Linked DNA regions of Homo sapiens: all the other regions are linked to region 2. The links are chromatin contacts, found by Hi-C or POLR2A ChIA-PET in ENCODE. All regions are on one chromosome and are shown on one strand. Each heading gives the region's core, a stretch centred on a gene start or an enhancer-like site at or near the end of the contact. The rest is flanking DNA. Distances are from core to core; before and after follow the strand shown. Region 1 holds the start of ZNF653 (zinc finger protein 653). Region 2 holds the start of MAP2K7 (mitogen-activated protein kinase kinase 7). Region 3 holds the start of MPND (MPN domain containing).

Region 1 (4,156 bases), core at 1,437-3,936, 3.6 Mb before region 2:
AGACCCAGCTACTTGGGAGACTGAGGTAGGAAGATCACTTGAGCCCAGGAGTTCAAGGCTACAGTGAGCTATGATCATGCCACCATTCTCCAGCATGGATGACAGAGAGGGAGACCCCCATCCCTAAAAAAAAAAAAAAAATCGGAATTAAGTGCTGTTATCATCCCTATTGTGCATCTGGAGAAACTGAGGCACACAGGTACAGTGACTTGGCCAAGGTCACACAGCTTGTGACAGAGCCAGGATTTTGACAAAGGTGGGCTGGTTCTAGGGTAGTTCCCTCAGGGTGAGCATCCTAAAGATTGGTGGTTATTGCCAAATGGGACAGAGGGAGGAGGGGACAGGTTGGAGGGCCGTGTACCAGATCCAGGAGAGGTGTCCTGAATTCCCTGGTATCCCCCTTTCTGTTTCTCTGTCCCCAGTTCCTCTGTAGGGGATTGGGGGTTACAAGATTATATCCCTACTCTCCCTTGCAGGTTCCTTTGCCCAAAGACTCAACAGGTGCAGCAGATCCCCCCCAGCCCCACATCGTAGGTAAGTCCGAGAGCATGGGGGCAGCCAAGTCTCTAACCTTACCCAGGCCCTGCCAGGTTCTCGCTGGGCCTAGGCTGGGCTCCCTGGGCCTCTGGGCCGAGTCCCTTGCAGGGCACAGGGCATGTATGTCTCCACACCAGGAATCCAGAGTCCCGATCAGCAGGCCGCCCTGGCCCGCCACAATCCAGCCCGGCCTGTCTTTGTTGAGGGCCCCTTCTCCCTGTGGCTCCGCAACAAGTGTGTGTATTACCACATCCTCAGAGCTGACTTGCTGCCCCCGGAGGAGAGGGTGAGGGCTTAAAGCAAAGCATGTGTTGGGGCTGGGGAGTGGGCTGGCACTACCCTGAGGGTGCATGGGAGAGGCTGGAGGAGGGAGACCGAGAGAGCCCTGGCCTCTGACCCCGCCTGCACTCCCCACCTTGGAGTAGGAAGTGGAAGAGACGCCGGAGGAGTGGAACCTCTACTACCCGATGCAGCTGGACCTGGAGTATGTGAGGAGTGGCTGGGACAACTACGAGTTTGACATCAATGAAGGTAAAAACTGGGCCAGGTGCGGTGGCTCACATGTGTGCTCGTAATCCCAGCCCTCCTACAGGCTGAGGTGGGAGGATCACTTGAGCCCAGGAGTTGAGGTTGCAGTGAACTATTATAGAGCCACTGCACTCCAGCCTACATGATAGACCCTGTGTCAAAAAAAAAAAAAAAAAAGGCAAAAACCTGGACAGGCAGGACTTCCAAACATTCCAAACACCACCCAGGATGAGGGGCGGCCTCTGGGGTCAAGGGGTAGGCCCAGGCTGAGACGCAGTCCACTTACACCCTCGTCCTCCGGCCGCACACACTCATTTGCCCCAGGGGCTCCAGACCTGAGGTCACCCAGCCCTGTTGGCCCTTGTTCATTCCCTCCCTCCTACAACTCTGTGCTGGCTACTGGGTGTCACCAGGACAAACCTAGTCCCTCGAGTCAGCAAGGGAACAGGCAAATTACACTTTGGGGAGCTTAGGAGAGGAGCATGCCTTGAGTGGGGGGTCAGGAGGCCTTCCTGGCAGAATACAGAAAAACCAGGAGTCATCGCCCGGGTGAAGTGTGGAGTGGGCAGCCTAGGCAGCGGGGCTAGCTTGTGCAAAGGTTTGGAGGCACAAGAAAGTGGAAGGAAGCCGGGCACAGTGGCTCACGCCTGTAATCCCAGCACTCTGGGAGGCTGAGGCGGGTAGATCATTTGAGGTCAGGAATTCGAGACCAGCCTGGCCAACATGGTGAAACCCCATCTCTACTAAAAATTTAAAAATTAGCCCGGCGTGGTGCTGTGCACCTGTAATCCCAGCTCCTCGGGAGGCCGAGGCAGGAGAATCACTTGAACCTGGGAGGCGGATGTTGCAGTGAGCCGAGATCTCGCCACTGCACTCCAGCCTGGGTGACACAGCGAGACTCCGTCTCAAAAAAAAAAAAAAAAAAAAAAAGGAAGTGGAAGGGAGTGTAAAATACCTCAAAAAGGTGTAGGCATGGGTTAGCCGCTGCAGCCCCCACTGTGCAAACCTTAAGGGTGCATGTCTTCCAACAGTGGAGGAAGGCCCTGTCTTCGCCATGTGCATGGCGGGTGCTCATGACCAGGCGACGATGGCTAAGTGGATCCAGGGCCTGCAGGAGACCAACCCAACCCTGGCCCAGATCCCCGTGGTCTTCCGCCTCGCCGGGTCCACCCGGGAGCTCCAGACATCCTCTGCAGGGCTGGAGGAGCCGCCCCTGCCCGAGGACCACCAGGAAGAAGACGACAACCTGCAGCGACAGCAGCAGGGCCAGAGCTAGTCTGAGCCGGCGCGAGGGCACGGGCTGTGGCCCGAGGAGGCGGTGGACTGAAGGCATGAGATGCCCTTTGAGTGTACAGCAAATCAATGTTTTCCTGCTTGGGGCTCTCTTCCCTCATCTCTAGCAGTATGGCATCCCCTCCCCAGGATCTCGGGCTGCCAGCGATGGGCAGGCGAGACCCCTCCAGAATCTGCAGGCGCCTCTGGTTCTCCGAATTCAAATAAAAAGGGGCGGGAGCGCTGTTGGTTGTGCGCATGCGCAGTTTCCATTCTTGGTCTCCTTTTGGCGCCCTGGGGCAGCGAGAGACCGTGAGAAATTTCTCGGCGGCGCCGAAGATGCGCGCCACTTCCGGTCTGGCTCCTAACAACGGGGGAGGCTGGTAACCAGGGTGGGGGGGATGGCGGAGCGGGCGCTAGAGCCCGAGGCGGAGGCGGAGGCTGAGGCGGGCGCGGGCGGGGAGGCAGCAGCCGAGGAGGGCGCAGCGGGCCGAAAGGCGCGGGGCCGGCCGCGACTCACGGAGTCGGACCGGGCCCGGCGACGGCTCGAGTCCCGGAAGAAGTACGACGTGCGGCGCGTGTACCTGGGCGAGGCGCACGGGCCCTGGGTGGACCTGCGGCGCCGCAGCGGCTGGAGCGACGCCAAGCTCGCCGCCTACCTCATCTCTCTGGAGCGCGGCCAGCGGAGCGGCCGCCACGGGTGAGGGGGCCTGGCCCCGAGGGAGGGAGGGAGGAGACGCCCCCAGACCCCGCCGGGCTTTACCCCGCCCCCTCCGCTTCTAGGGCCAGCCCCCGGCACCTGCGGACCCCGCCCAGGAGCCGGGCCGGCGGCCTGGGTCTCGTACTGCCTGGCCGGGACGCGCCTGGCTCGTGGCCCCGCCTCCCATCGTTCCGACTGCCCAATCCTAGGGTGCACCCAGCCCCTCGACCCGCCTTCTGAGCGCTTGGCCCCGCCCGCTAGAACTCTGGCGGCCCAATCCTGGGACTGGCCCCACCTCCAGGCCTTGTAACTAACCAGGCCCTGGGGGGGCAGCCCCGCCCCCTCACCGGTCTCATCCTCCCCCGCTTAGTTCCCCACCTGGCCTGGGACTCTGGACACCCTGGGGCACTCAGCCCTGCCCTTCTTGAAGTTCTGGTGCCCCATCTGGGACTCCGTATGGCCCCATTCCCACAACCCTAGATCCAACACATCCGGGGGACCCTTCACAACCTGGACTGCACTCCCCTAAACCTATTTCTGTGAAGCAACTCAGCCCAGGGAGACTCGGATGAAGAGGAAACCCCTAGTTAGCTTGGCAGGTGGAGGGCAGAGAGGCCTGTCTTTGTAAATTCTCAGTCTTGAGAAGGAGCAGTGTGGATGGAGTTTTTCCCTTCCTGCCTTATATGTTGATGTGATGATTGAGTTAAAATAGGCAAAGAGCTTAGAAGAGTGCCTGGCAGGTAGTGGGTTCCCTAAGTATTAACTTTTACGAGGATGACGTTTATTCCGTATCACAAGCAGTGCCGCAAGGAAATCCTTGTTCTGCCCTGGTTTTCAGGTACACATGTTCTCATGTTTCTCTGGGGGGAGATTCTGAGAGTCAAGAATCAAACAGATCCTGCTAAGTTATACCCACCCCTTTCCCAGGACAGCAGGCTGGCTTATATGCTCAAGAGCAGGACTGGAAATGCTGGGAGCGCAAAGATACCTGCCTCATGGAGCGGACATTCTGGTGGGCAGAGGGGATGGCTTGTTCAAAGGTCTGGGGGGTTTTTTTGTTCGTTTTTCTTTTCTTTTCTTTTTTTTTGAGACAGAGTCTTGCTCTGTCGCCCAGGCTGG
Region 2 (4,114 bases), core at 394-2,893:
CTGTCTCATCCACTCAGGGGCCAGGGAGGGCGGCCCCCAGGGGCTAGCAGGGACCCGTGTCTTGGCTGGGCTTCTTGTCTCAGGCAGTGTCCTGCACCAGAATCCCCACCTCCATGATTTCTCTGGACCCCCAAGAGACTCCCCAAGGAGGAACCCACGCTGACTCAGGTCAGGAGAGGGAGGGACAGGAGGGTGTCAGGCTGTGAAGGTCAGGCTGGGTGACCAGGGAATGGGTGGGGTGCCCAGATACGGGGGTACCTTTCTCGCCTGCCATAATGACTCCATAGAGAGAACTAAATAAACTACGAAGGTCACATCAGAGGAGACAAGAGAGAATTTTACTGGGTCAAGAAAGACACAAAAAGGATCATGGGTCAGGGGTGGTGTTCACAGGGTTTGAAAATCTAATTTCCTCCAGCCCAGAGGATTTAGAGACCAGGATCTTGGGGAAAAAGCCGGGAGACTAGATATGGTCAGTGTTCCCAGGCCAGGTGTGTGTGAAGCGAGAGGTACTGATCTAGGATGACAAGGTGTCAGGGAGGTAGGTACCGAGGTGGTGGGACTGATCAGAAAGCAGGTGGATGTATGCTGGGGCGCGGCGGGAGCAGGCCTAGAGTCACACTGGCCCCAGGTGTCCCCAGGTCAGGTGGGTGTGGGTGTGAAGGGAAGGGGAGCCATCACTTGAACACAGGTGACAAAGTCACCGGGCTGGCTGGGGGTCGATGTGCATTTCTGGAGGTCAGACACCACACGCTCACCAAGATGGTGGCAGTGAAACTGGTCACAGGGATTTGCGGGGCCTGGTGTATGTGGGAGGGGGTCTGCTGAGCCCAATGCCATGGTCACTGTCGCCAAGAGGGGGAGAAGGGACCCCCTCCCGTCCCCCCACCTCAGACACGGTCACAGGGAGAGCGAGAGGGAGAATCCTCGGGTCAGAAGAGATGGGGAGGGGCTCTATGTGGTCAAGTAACCTCAGGTGTCCCCGAGCCAGGCGTGCGCGTGTGCGTAGATCGTCGCTGCACGGGGCTGACAAGCCCCCAGGCCGGGGGAGGGGGGCGCCAGACAGTCCCTGAGATGACGAGAGTGGTAGCATCAGGTCAACAGGGACGTGTCTGTGTTTTCGGGGCGACCTGGATGTGGTCACTGTCGCGTGGAGTCGGGGAAGCCCGACCCAGAGGATCACGGCGATGGGGGCGGGTCATCAGCTGGGGGCCTCGCCTGGGTCCGGGAACTGGGCTCCCAAGCCCTGAGGGTGCGAACCCCCCGGAGCTCGCCGGCTCCACGCCCCCCGGGTCACCGTGACCCTCGCCCCGCGAGCCCGCAGCGGGGGGGGCGGAGAGGAGAGCGAGCGCCCCGGAAGCGGGGGCGGGGCCTTGTGGTGGGGGCGGGGCCTCCCGCGGCGCGCGCCCCGCCCCGCCCGCCCGCCCCCTCCCCCACGCCGCCGTGCTTACTGGGCCTGGGCCGCTGGGGGCTGATATCCAGGTTGAGGTCGATCCTCCGCCGGGCCTCCCGGTTCTCCTGCTTCAGCTTTGCTTCCAGGCGGGACAGCTTCTGTTCCAGGGAGGACGCCGCCATCTTCCCCGCCGCCACCGCCGCCGCGCACCGCCCGGCCGCCCGTCAGTCCGGCAGACAAACACCGCACTGCGCCTGCGCCCGGATGACCCCGTCGAGCCGCCGTCTCGCCCCGCACCGCGCATGCCCGCGGCGCGCACCCGCCCTTCTCCGCGTGCGAACCTCCGCGCGTGCGTGCTTCGGCTCAGCCCGAAGGATGACGCCACCTAGAGCTCGAGGCAGGCAACGTGCAACCCCCGCCTTCGTCGCCACCACCACCGTAGTGCGCATGCGCCAATTCCCGATCGCTCCTGAGAGAGGCGCTGCGAGGAAACACCATTCTTCTGAGGACGGTGGGCGGGGAAAACGGCGCGCATGCTTAGCGAGGCGAAGCCGTGTTCGCCCGCGTGGCTTTTGCGCATGCGCATTCCTGGAACCTCGTTCCCAAAGCGGCAGTCGATCCCTGGTCTCCACGGCGGTGCAGCCTCAGCCTCCTCGCTTTTCACGGTCGGCTTGGGCGTCCCTTCGGAATGCCTTCCTCACTGATGGTGCTTTATTAGGATTCCTCTTGTGCTTAATTACCTCCTAGCCTCCTGCTGGCAGCGGGGTGCCGCCTCCTCACCGTAATTAGGCTCCGTCGAGAGCCCTTTCCCTTCTTGCCAGCCCCAGCAGGCTCAGAGTTGGCCGAAGCCAGGGGGGAGGGGACGGCCATGGGAACCCAGCGGTGTGACCCCTGCCCTCGGCGACGGGGCCAAGGTCAAGGCCAGAGTTGTTGGCCAGACCCACATAGAACCTCAAGACACCCCCCTTATCTCTCTCGCACCCGGAACGTGAGCCCAGCGCCTGGACGTGGAGAATTCCTATCTGAGGAGGGGCGCTGGGGTTAGGTGCCAGTGCTTGGGCCCCCGGCAGCCTAAACCACTCCTTTAAGTGGTCCGACGGGTGCTGGGGAAATGTCCCATCTGGAACCCAGGGATCCCCCCAAGAGCGGCTTCCCTCTGCTCTTAGATGCGAGAAGGAAGTTCTGATTTTGCGGACACCCGGGAGGTGGCCAGGGCCAGGCAGACTCTGCCAAGTGCCCTTCCAGCTTCTGGTCCAACGAGGGAACACTTTGGGATGAGAGTTACCGGCTTGTCGGAACTCCTCTGGTGACGATTTGTGGGTGGAGCACACACAAGTGTAGAGTTATAGCTGAGGTCTTTACCTTTCCGTCTTCCAGGCAGCCTTCTGTGCCTCTGCTCTGAGAACATGAGACTCATCCTTGATTCTGGCACACGGGTGTTACTTGGTCACATGAAATAAAAGGTTACGGGCATGGTGGTTCACGCCTGTAATCCCAGCACTTTGGGAGGCCGAGGCGGATGGATCACGAAGTCAGGAGAGGACCAGCCTGGCCAAGATGGTGAAACCCCGTGTCTACTAGAAATACGAAAATTAGCCGGGCATGGTGGCAGGCGCCTGTAATTCCAGCTACTTGGGAGGCTGAGGCAGAGAATTGCTTGAACCCAGGAGGCGGAGGTTGCAGTGAGCCAAGATTGCGCCACTGCACTCCAGCCTGGGTGACAGAGCCAGACTCCGTCTCAAAAAAAAAAAAAAGAAAGAAAAACAGGGTCTTGTTCTGTTGCTCAGGCTGGAGTGGAGTGGTGTGATCACAGCTCACTGCAGCCTCAACCTCCTGGGTCCTGGGCTCAAGCAATCCTCCTGCCTCTGCTTGCCTAGTAGCTGGGACCTCAGGCACACATCAGCACACCTGGCCAACTTTTTTTTGTATGTTTTTGTAGAGATGAGATCTCACTATGTTGCCCAGTTTGGTCTCAAGCTCTTGAGCTCAAGCGATCCTCCCACCTGAGCCTCCCAAAGCGCTGGGATTACAAGCATGAGCCACTATGTCTGGCCCTAATGGACGGTGTTAGACAATGACAGGAGTGCACATAAGAGATCAAAACTAGAACTTGCATAATTAGTATTATTTATTAAGCACCCAGAGAACAGTCAAGACCAAAGTCCCTGCTTGTCCTTGGAAAAATGTCACCTCTATAGCAGGTGTCCTAACCCTGCAGTCCACCCACCTTAGGAAGTCCTTGAATAGCTCTCTGGGGGAAATCTATCAGCTGCCTGAAGAGCTTTGTGTGTATTTGTACACCAGCATTTTCCTGAGGAAGGAGGTGCCTGGCTTCATCAGTTTCTCAAAGGGTCTAGGACCTCAAAAGGGATCAGAATCTAGATATTTGGATACCCTATTTTTTTTTTTTTTGGCAGAGGTGGGGTCTCGCTATGTTACCCAGGCTGATCTCGAACTCCTGAGCTCAACCATCCTCCTGCATTGGCCTCTCAAACAGCTGGGATTATAGTCATGAGCCACAGCGCCCGGCCCTGATACCTTTACGTCAGCATTTCCCAACATACTGTCTCAGGGCCACTTACCTGCACCAGAACTACCTGGAATATTTAGGAACAGACTCCTGGCCCCCAACCAAACCTCCTGAGTCAGTGTTTCAGGGGAGGGGACTGGGATATTTTGTTTTGCACCGACTCCCTAGGTGATTTTGATGCTTAGCCAAAT
Region 3 (4,263 bases), core at 1,745-4,244, 3.6 Mb after region 2:
AGTCCAGCTACTAGGGAGGCTGAGGTGGGAGGATCGCTTGAACCCAGGAGGTGAAGGCTGTAGTGAGCCAAGATGGGGGCACTGCACTCCAGCCTGGGCCACAGAGTGAGACCCTGTCTCAAAAAAAAAGAAAAAAACTAAGGCACACAAAGGGTCCTTGGTCAAGTTCACCCGGCTGGTGAACACTCAGGGAACATCTATTATCATAGCATTTGAAGTTCCCCCAGTGCCCCTCTGGTCCCTGCCATCATTTCCAGCCCCCTCAGCCACCCATGACACCAGCAGGTCTTTCTTCTTGTCTACATGACTTTGCGTATGCCATTCCATCCTTCTAGAAAGCTCTTCCCTTCAACTTGCTCTGACAAACTCCTGCTCATCCCTCAAAGCCCAAGCTCCCATGTCCCCTCTCTCCGCCCCAGCCCTGGAGGGATGGAGGAGGCATGTCACGTGGTAAGGGCTCCATCCGTGTTTGTATATATTACTAATACCTCCTCCGGAGAGAGCTGTGCCAGGCTGGGCACCCCTCATTCCACAGTGACCTGGGCGGCTTCCTGGAGGAGGCTGCAGCACGTACCTCATCAGCAGCCGTGGCAGGCGTGTGCAGCTGGTGCAGCCGGAGCCAGGTGGCCTTGTACTTGTCCAGTTTCTGGCCTTTGTACTTGACAGAGGCCCAGCCACAGCCCGACTTCTTGGCAGGGTTCACCAGCTTCTTGCAGTGGGTGGCCCAGGCGCTGGGTGAGTTGAAGGTCTGCCCGGTCTCCTGCCACATGATCCTTCCGTCTGGCTGCAGGTCGCCCAGGAACTTCTTCCCCTGCAGTGACAGTCAGCTGGCTGGGCCCAGGACCAACACCCACCATGCCCTCTCTCCCGGGGGGTCCTCCCCAGACCTACGCTCCCTCAGGCATGTCTTTACAGGGCTTCCAGGAACACCTCTCAGGCCGGCTGCAGGGCCTCCTCAGTGCCTGGGAGTCCACACCCACAAACCTGATCAGCCTGCACCAAGCTGCCTGGCAGATATCTGCACCCCGCCCACCATGACCAAGAAACCCCTAAGATCGGGGATAGGGTCTGTCTGTCTTGATCACTGCTGTGTCTCCAGGATGCAACACTCAGCAGTTGCTCCATTCAGAAACTCCCATTCAGAAGGGGAATAATGTGCTACCATTCACAAATCAAACAATAATGACAACAGTAATAGTAATAATACAGGGCTGGGTGCAGTGGTTCACGCCTGTAATCCCAGCACTTTGGGAGGCTGAGGCGGGCGGATCACCTGAGGTCAGGAGTTTGAGACCAGCCTGGCCAACATGGTGAAACCCCATCTCTACTAAAAATATAAAAATTAGCCAGGCGTGGTGGCGGGTGCCTGTAATCCCAGCTACTCAAGAGGCTAAGGCAGGAGAATTGCTTGAACCGGGAGGCAGAGGTTGCAGTGAGCCGAGATCATGCTACTGCATTCCAGCCTGGGCAACAGCGCGAGACTCTGTCTCAAAAAAAAAAAAAAAAAAAAAAAAAGGCCGGGCATGGTGGCTCACGCCTATAATCCCAGCACTTTGGGAGCTGAGGCAGGCGGACCACGAGGTCAGGAGTTCAAGACCAGCCTGGCCAATATAGTGAAACCCCGTCTCTACTAAAACTGCAAAAAAAAAAAATTAGCCAGGCGTGGTGGCGCATACCTGTAGTCCCAGCTACTCGGGAGGCTGAGGCAGAAAATCGCTTGAACCGGGAGGCAGAGGTTGCAGTGAGCCGAGATCGAGCAACTGCATTCCAGCCTGGGCAAAAAAGCGAGACTCTGTCTCAAAAAAAAAAAAAAAAAAAAAGTACTAATACCTACCACAGATAAAGTGCTTACCATGTGGCAGGCGCCTGCTGAGGGCTTTATTCATTTAACCATCCCCTAATTTTCCCATGGTGGGGAAATATTCCATTTCACGGCTGGGAAACCACAGGAAGGCCGGGGTGTTGCCCATCTGACCCTGCGCGGGTGGTGGCTCCTCTCTGAGCCTCAGCTTCTCCTTTGTGGGATGGGGTGTTTGGTAATCTACGTCCTCCCCACCAGAAGGACCCATCTGTGCCTCAGATTCCTCTCTCCACATGGGGCTTGTCCCGTAAAAAGAGCTCCGGGCCTCAGTGTCCCCTCCACGGGAGCTCCTCCTGCAGGAAAGGAGCTCTGGGCCTCAGTTTCCCCTCCCCACACTGGGGCTTGTCCTAAAGCAAGGGAGCTCTCCAGGCCTCAGTCTCCCTTCCTCACACCGGGGCTCTTCCTGCCGCCAAGGGAGCTCCGGGCCTCAGTCTCCCCTCTTCATGTCGGGGCTCTTCCTGCAGCCAAGAGAGCTCCGAGCCTCAGTTTCCCCTCCTCACACTGGAGCTCTTCCTGCAGTCAACGGAGCCCCGGGCCTCAGTTTCCCCTCGCCACACCGGGGCTCGTCTCTCAGCAAGGGAGCTCCGGGCCTCAGTGTCCCCTCCCTACACTGAAGCTTGTCCTGCAGCAAGGGAACTCCAGGCCTCAGTTTCCCCTTCCTGCCCGAGCCGCGATGGGACGAGGGAGGCGGGGTGCTCACCAGGTAGTAGATGGACAGCACCCCGGCGCCAGGCTCCAGCAGCGCGTCTTTGAGGAGCACCCGCAGTGTGACCGCGCGCCTGGTGAGCGCGCCCCCGGGCCCGCCGCAGCCCCCCGCCCCGGCCCCGCCGCCGCCGCCTCCTCCGCTGACGCTACTGCCGCCGCCGCCACTGCGTCCACCGCCCGCTCCCGCATTCGGCCGCTCAGGGTCCTCGGCCTCCGCTTCGTCCTCGTCCTCCTCCGGCGCCTCCTCGCCCGCACCGCCCGCCGGGGACAGCGGCTCCGGAGCTGCGGACAGCGAGAGGCTGCAGGGAGGCCGCTCGCCCCACGGCTCTGCAGCCCCGCGCCCCTGCAGCCCCGCGCCCCGCGCCTCCGCCCCGCTGGGCCCGCCGTACCTGCCATGGCCGCGCCTCCCCGCGCCCGGAGCTCTAGACTCCGGCTTCCCGGCACGTCACGCGGCCCCGCCCCGGGGAGGGGAGGGGCGCCCCAACCATTGGCCGTCGCCGGGGTCGGGGGAAGGGCTCGGCGCGCTGGGGTGGGCGGAGAAACTGAGGCCTCGGGGATGCCCACGCGGGAGAGAGATCGGGAACTCAGCCCTCTGGGAACATTCGGGAAACTGAGGCGTGACGGGGTGTTGACCGGGAGCTCATTGGTGCGAATGGGGAAACTGAGGCCTCGCTGTCCAGGGATAGAGGTTGCAAGGTGGAAGCCTGGGGCGGGTGCGCGAGTGGCTCAGCCTGCTGCAAGGAGAGGAGAAGGTGAGACCTGCGGTCACCGCACTTGAGGAACTCAGAGGCCTCGGCCTTTAGGACCAGGGGAGAAACTCAGGTCCAGGGGAACAATGCGGACTCCAATAGGGAACAGCCTCGCGCAGACACAGGTGGAGCCAAAGAGCCCAAGCCGGCCTCAGTCGCTAAAGAATTAACTCCCACCCTCCCGGGCGGCCCTCGACTGATTCCATGATTGGACCGTTGCGGAGCCCGCCAGCCAATGATAAGAGTCCCATTTATTTCACCCTCAACCAATCGATAGCAAGCTACTGGATTCCCGCACCAACCAATCCGTGTCAACTATCTGATTACACCAACTCGGATTTGACCAATGGGCAGACGTCCATGTAAACCAATCAGTAGAAACCCTTAGTTATGAGCGCAAACCATCAGAGGCAGGGACTGGACTCACCAGCCAATCAGCTCCGGGTATAAGGCCAGCCGAGTCCGGCCCTCCATACCCTTGGGCGGAGCAGGAGGCAGGGCCGGGCTCGTTGCGCGCCTGATCAGTGCAGCCCCGGCCTTTGTCCCCTACCCTGTTTCTGCAACTACATCCCCGACCCTGTCCTGGGACCTTCGTCCCGGAGCCCAGGCTCTGGGATTTCCCTCAGTCCCTGGCAGGGTTGAAAGTCCGGGATGGGGACTTCCTAAAGCTCCGGGACGCCGTGGGATGGGCTCAAGTGCGGGTGGCTTTGCCCAGACCGCAGTCGGGAAGTGGGAACTGGACAGTAGGGGTGCGGGGGAGGCTCTCCAGGGTGCTCGGGAATGTTCTCAGGAAGAAGACTTGACATAGAGCAAGAGCTGGGTACATGTGAACTATTGTTGTCCAGCCCAGGCACCCTTTAGGGGCCCCACCCTGACTGTCCAGCCAACAACGGGCATCCCCAAGGCCTGCAGACTCAGCATAGCCCAAACCGGCCTCAGTTTATTTCC

The links. Hi-C counts contacts between places; a loop is a spot of excess contacts on that map. ChIA-PET counts read pairs that join two places held with the same protein, here RNA polymerase II (POLR2A). Pooled maps may share reads with other maps.
Region 1: a loop to region 2 is called in a map of CD8-positive, alpha-beta T cell, with 23 times the contacts of the local background. The contact joins the promoter of ZNF653 here to the promoter of MAP2K7 in region 2. A Hi-C loop is called at or near these places in 1 of 168 maps with a recorded cell type or tissue (CD8-positive, alpha-beta T cell) and 5 of 50 pooled maps. POLR2A ChIA-PET finds 5 or more read pairs at or near these places in 1 of 52 experiments (activated CD4-positive, alpha-beta T cell).
Region 3: a map with no recorded cell type shows a loop between it and region 2 (14-fold over the local background). The contact joins the promoter of MPND here to the promoter of MAP2K7 in region 2. A Hi-C loop is called at or near these places in 1 of 37 single-sample maps with no recorded cell type and 1 of 50 pooled maps. POLR2A ChIA-PET finds 5 or more read pairs at or near these places in 1 of 52 experiments (Caco-2).

The regions. Positions count from the first base shown.
Region 1 is chr19:11,504,369-11,508,524 of GRCh38, reverse strand. It overlaps ZNF653 (zinc finger protein 653), which reads left to right and starts at 2,686. Exons shown (of 9, transcript NM_138783.4): 1 at 2,686-3,037. The coding sequence starts at 2,739. ECSIT (ECSIT signaling integrator) reads left to right here. Exons shown (of 8, transcript NM_016581.5): 5 at 477-534; 6 at 675-823; 7 at 963-1,068; 8 at 2,097-2,596. The coding sequence ends at 2,341. RefSeq lists enhancers at 291-1,068, 3,521-3,590 and silencers at 2,491-2,540, 2,701-3,370.
Region 2 is chr19:7,901,406-7,905,519 of GRCh38, reverse strand. MAP2K7 (mitogen-activated protein kinase kinase 7) reads right to left here and starts at 1,643. Exons shown (of 11, transcript NM_145185.4): 1 at 1,452-1,643. The coding sequence starts at 1,575. It overlaps LOC124904630 (a long non-coding RNA gene), which reads left to right and starts at 2,006. Exons shown (of 2, transcript XR_007067121.1): 1 at 2,006-2,099; 2 at 2,771-3,531. LRRC8E (leucine rich repeat containing 8 VRAC subunit E) reads right to left here. Exons shown (of 3, transcript NM_025061.6): 3 at 3,504-4,114. RefSeq lists enhancers at 601-1,140, 1,789-2,366 and a silencer at 1,082-1,431.
Region 3 is chr19:4,342,293-4,346,555 of GRCh38, reverse strand. It overlaps MPND (MPN domain containing), which reads right to left and starts at 2,994. Exons shown (of 13, transcript NM_001300862.2): 1 at 2,956-2,994; 2 at 2,562-2,848; 3 at 575-811. The coding sequence starts at 2,962. RefSeq lists a silencer at 2,853-3,142 and enhancers at 3,211-3,942, 3,963-4,082.